Linked DNA regions of Homo sapiens: region 2 is linked to region 1. The links are chromatin contacts, found by Hi-C in ENCODE. All regions are on one chromosome and are shown on one strand. Each heading gives the region's core, a stretch centred on a gene start or an enhancer-like site at or near the end of the contact. The rest is flanking DNA. Distances are from core to core; before and after follow the strand shown. Region 1 has its middle 55 kb from the start of TMEM108. Region 2 holds the start of TMEM108 (transmembrane protein 108).

Region 1 (2,700 bases), core at 29-2,528:
GCCCTAGCAAGGCTTCTTTGCCTTGGTAGTGACAATTTGACAATGGTAGTTTATTCCTGTAGCAGCAGCTGAATCCAGTTTGCAGTCTCTCCAACATCACAGAACCAGCCTCATTGATACCTCTCAGAGATACCTGCACCAACTTGTGCCCATTCCTCAGAGCTCTGGAGCCCAGCTGACAGGATTCTCCCCTAAGTCTCTACATTTTAATAATTCCAACCTTTTCCCTTTGTTCCCTCAGCCCTAGGGGTGTTAGCTGCCTCCCACATTTGCTATGTTCTTGAAACCTTAGTATTCCCTTTTTACTCTTTCAGTTACCTAGTTAACAATTCTGTATATTAAATTCTCTGTTCAAAATAACTAGTGTGATGTTGGCAAGAATGTGGAGAAATTGGATCCTTTTGCACTGTTGGTGGGAATGTAAAATGGCAGCCACTGTGGAAAACAGTATGATGATTCCTCAAAAAACTAAAAATAGAGTTATCATATGATCTAGCAATTCCACTTCTGGGTGTATAGCCAAAAGAATTGAAAGAGGGGATCTCAAAGAGATATTGATAGCAGCCATATTGATAGCAGCACTATTCACAATAGCCAAGAGGTAGACGCTACCCAAGCATCCATTAATAGACAAATAGATAAACAAAACGTGGTATGTACCTACGGTGGGATATTAATTGGCCTTAAAAAGGGAGGAAATTCTGACAAATGCTACAACATGGATGAAGCTTCAGGACATTATGCTATGAAATAAGCTAGTCACAAAAAGACAAATACTGCATGTTTCCACTTATAGGAATCTAGAATAGTCAAACTCAGAGACAGAAAGTAGAATGGTGGTTTCTAGAGGCTGAGGCATGGGAAAATGGAAGGTTGTTGTTTAATAGGTATATATTTCAGCTTTGCAAGTGAAAAAGTTCTGCAGATTAGTTGTGCAACAATGTGAATAGACTCAATATTACTGAACCATATGCTTAAAATGATTAAAATGGTAAATTTTATGTGTATTTTACCACAATTAAAAGAAAATCTGGCATGAATTCTATCTTTTGAGTGGACCTTGAATAGTGTGGCAATTAAAGAAATTTTAGTATTAGTCTTGGTAAAGGTGGGTGGGGAGGAAGACAATAATGAAATAAACAACTTAGATCTTAGTGGCTTCACAAAATAAAAAGTTAGCTGTCTGATCCTGCCACAGTCAATGTGGCCAGAAGGACAGTTTGCTCCTAGGGTCATTCAGGGACTCAGCTTTGCATGAGCTCACCACCTTCAACACATGGCCTCTAAGGTTACCACAGAAGGAACACTGCCCAGAGGATTTATGGGCTAGGCTGGATATGCAGACATCATATTTGCCAGATTTTCCACTGGCCAGAACTTAGTCACATGACCCAAATTTAGCTGTACAGGAAGTTGGGAAGTTTTCCTGAGAGCTCAGGTGAAAAATAAAATGAGTTGGGTGAGCATACAGCATTGTTACTACAACTTTAATGAAGGAGAGTGGTATTTAGGCTGAGCCTTGAAAAATGAGTCATGTCCTATCTTCATCTCCGTATTTCTTGCCTTTACTGAAGAGCCTAACATAGTTTCCTGATCTAAGCATCTCTTGGATGATGGATGGATGAATCAAAACATGGTTTTCTATAACCACCAAACTACAAAGTGTCTAGAGAAAGAGAACCAGTATATTCTATGTCTAGCAGAACTATTGTCTGGTGTCTTATTTTAGGTCCTGAGAATATATGATAAAGCTGATTGCCACCACTCAGTACAGTTTTCTTTTCTTTTCTTTTTGAGATGGAGTCTCGCTCTGTCGCCCAGGCTGGAGCACGGTGGTGCAATCTCAGCTCACTGCAAGCTCCACCTCCTGGGTTCACGCCATTCTCCTGCCTCAGCCTCCTGAGTAGCTGGGACTACAGGCAACCACCACCACGCCCAGCTAATTTTTTGTATTTTTAGTAGAGACGGGGTTTCACCGTGTTAGCCAGGATGGTCTCAATCTCTTGACCTCGTGATCCACCCGCCTTGGCCTCCCAAAGTGCTGGGATTACAGGCGCGAGCCACTGCGCCCGGCCGATTTTTTTCTTTCAGCATTAGGAACTAGACACAAAGAAGTTGGTGAGTGGCTTGCTTCCACAGTTCAGTGAGAAAATGAATGGCTTTTATGGCTTAGCCTAAATAGCCTAATATCACTTCTATTACTTGTATTGATCAAAGCCAAGAATGATGACCCCAAAATGTGACAGATTCTGGTAGACAATGTTGAGATCACACATGAAGTCCTTTGCTTCTCATATTGATGTGAATCCTTGGTCCCTCCCAGTTTCTGGCACAAGTGCTAGATATGTGGAGAGCAGGTCATGCCTATCTTGAGACACGCCTAAGCTTGACTGACTCATTGAGCCTGTGGAAGATTGCCCATGTATGAAGGCATTTGTCCTTTTCCTTCTTTCTTTCTTTTTTATTGGCTTGTTTGAGGAGATATTAATAAAAATAAAACCAATAAAAGGAAAATGACTGTAATTAATGCTAATAAAGGGTAGAACCAGATTGCTGAGTGCATCTGTTCAATCTGGCTTTTTGAGTAGTTAGCAAGGGGTTTATTACTGGTAAGTGGGAGATAGTGAACCAGGGCTATTTCCTACTTCTAATGCACTTACACATGGATAATAATGGCATAATTTCTGTGCCTAGACTTTG
Region 2 (2,700 bases), core at 119-2,618, 55 kb after region 1:
ATGAACAATGTCTGAGATTGCTAGGTGGGCTTCACTTCTGGGGATGAGAAGCCAGAGAAGTTCAGGACACACTGACAAAGGTGAAGTTTTCTCTAAGCGACAGTTTGATCACCTTGATAGTGAGAGAGAAATGCTGAAGCAGGGTTATACCACCTGGTTTCAAGAGATGAGAGATGAAGGTTTTGGAGAATTCAGCACTTAAGAATCTTGAACCACGGCGGTACACTACTGGGTAATAAGAGCTTGGCTACGCTGAACGACAAAGGTTCTAGCTGGCCAGTCCGAAAACACTGAGTCCTTAGGTCAAATTTGAGAAATGACAGGGCCAGTGGGAGTCCTAACTTCTAGACTCTGGAATTACTGACAGAAGAATATTTGGACAGTTTTTAAGACCCTCAAGGCATATTATTTTACAACCTCTTTAGCTTATGCCTGAATTTGTGCTGTGACTGTTAGCTTCCCGGATGTTTTCTCCACATGCTTCTTTCTGAACTAGCCTGTATAGTTCTACAACAAATTGTTACGTTTTGAGAAGCAGGGACCACTTATACCACTTCTCTGGCCAAGTGTCTGGCACCGCGCCACTCAGACACACACGCCCAACCCTTTAGGATTAACGTAGACACAGTGTTCTCTTCCATGGCCATTCCGTCTCCACTTCTGGTTCCACACTCCAGTCACCAAGTTGGCATGATTGCTGCTCCATAGACCAAGGGTGGGTAATGTGGGGATTAAACACACCTTCCCTCAGCTGGTGCCCAAACTGTAAGCATCACCGGGACACCCCATGTAGCCACAGGAACGCTTCTCATCAGTGGAAGAAGGACAAGAAAGGTCGTGCAAGTTTCAAATTACGTGGAGCTGGGGCTACAGCCATTACTTTCGGACAGGTGCAATTCAAAGCGTGATCCTCCGACCAAGAGCTTCGTCATCGCCACCTGGGAGCTTATTAGAAATGCAGGATCTCAGGTCTCCACCCCAGACCTTCTGGATCAGAATCCGCATTTTAACAAGAGAGTCAAGTGATTCTTATTTATATTAGAATTTGAGAAGTCAATTGATCTGGTAATTGATCAACTGAGTGCCACTTAGCCCCCGAAAACAGAGACCCTTTGTGCCCGCCTCGCACCCGCTCTGCTAGGTAGCAACCGAACCCCCAGAGACATCGGAGCGGGCGCTGCCGAGGGCAATTTGGTGATTGGCTGGTCTCACCACGTGACCGGCGCTGAGCCTTCCGTGCGACCGGATTGGCTGTCGCGGACGCTGACGGACAAGGCCGGGGCGGGCCAGAGCCTGGTCGGAGGGGCGCGCGCGGGGGCCCGAGGGGCGAAGGCGCGAGTGCGCGAGAGCGCGTGCGCGAGCGGTGGGGCTTTCTCCTGAGCCGTCGGAGGGAGCCGGAGCGCTTCTCCCGAGGTAAGCGGCGCTCCGGGGCGTCCCCCCAGTCCTTCCCATGCTGGGTCCCGGCAAGCGGGTTAGGCTGGGCTGGGCGGGGCTCGGGGAGGTGTGGGGTCAGCTTGCCCCGGGAGCCCAGCTTCAGGGAGGATGCAGCCCCGGTTGCCTTGGTTTCCCTTTTCCTATCCTCTCAGGCACCTTCCCATCCTCCCCACTGCGTGACGGGTCTGCCCGAGGGGAGTTGCCCACCTGGCAGCCCTGCCTCCGCCTTTGTTTCCCGCCTGGAGGGTTGCTGGCATGAACCCCCTCCCCAGGTGGAGGGTGCGGGTGATGGGGCGCGGGCGTCAGGAGCGCTGGACCTGGGCTGGGGCCGAGGAGGAGGTGGCTTTAATGCAGGGGGACCTGTCACATGGGGAAACGAAGAAGAAGAAATGTAGTGTCACTTTGGCCAGCCCGAGGGACTCGAACTAATCCTGCGGCCGCGAGCGGAGCCGAATTCCTAGCGCAGCTGTGCGAAGAGCCCTCCTGCCTAGGTGCCGGCGGCCTCGCCGGGGACGGAGCCTCCGTGCTGCCCGGGAGGTTGCTCTGCCGGCTGGACCTGGCGGTTTTCACCCCAGAGTTGCAGCGAAATTGAACGCTTTGAGCCTGCTGGAGGAATCCAGAGATTGGTTCAGGGGCTATTTTTTTTTTTAAGCAGTTGGGCACCGGTGGAGCCGGTCTAAATGAAAGTCTACAAAAACCAATTTCAGATGCAGCGTAACTGATGACTGGTAAATGGTGAGGAGGGAAATGCCTGCAGTGAACTGCAGACCACCACACTGAGATTCTTCCTTAAGAAGATAGGGGTTTTTTTCGGAGGAAAGGTTGTAGTTTCTGCAAACAGGTTTTTCTGGGGGTACCCAGGAAGGTTATTACTTATTTTCAGCATGTTACTGGGTTGTGGGGAGAGGGAAGGCAGGGTCTAAACTAAACCTACTCACACGTCCTTAATTCTTTGAAAAGTGTGTGCTCGATGAAGACCATTTGGCTGCCAAAAGAGGTTTGTATGGGAGTCCGGGGGAGATGGATTGTTGCCTTTAAATCATACTTTAAAAAGGGGAAGGTATGTCCAGGAACTTAAGAGCAGGTCAAGCTATGGAAAGTATTCCCTGCCTCTCCTCCATTTCCCCAGACAGCTCATAGGCAAACATAAAAAGTCCCTTCAATTTTCCACGGGTTAACTTCTTGATTTGTTGGATACACCTGGTAATCTACTCTGTAAGAAATGGTTCAACTAACTCATTATGAAGATATTACTGTGTTCTGGAC

The links. A loop is a pair of places that touch in the nucleus more often than their neighbours do. Pooled maps may share reads with other maps.
Region 2: a map of gastrocnemius medialis shows a loop between it and region 1 (4-fold over the local background). The contact joins the promoter of TMEM108 here to the enhancer-like site in region 1. A Hi-C loop is called at or near these places in 2 of 168 maps with a recorded cell type or tissue (DLD1 and gastrocnemius medialis) and 1 of 50 pooled maps.

Annotation. Positions count from the first base shown.
Region 1 is chr3:132,982,018-132,984,717 of GRCh38, forward strand. No RefSeq gene overlaps it. Among named protein-coding and RNA genes, the nearest start is that of TMEM108, 55 kb to the right of the region's middle. Within about 2 kb of position 1,279, at least 2 of the 41 ENCODE cell types and tissues checked have a DNase peak (open chromatin) inside an H3K27ac peak, as active enhancers do; they include gastrocnemius medialis, where a contact is called at or near this core.
Region 2 is chr3:133,037,023-133,039,722 of GRCh38, forward strand. It overlaps TMEM108 (transmembrane protein 108), which reads left to right and starts at 1,369. Exons shown (of 6, transcript NM_023943.4): 1 at 1,369-1,413. RefSeq lists an enhancer at 1,063-1,357.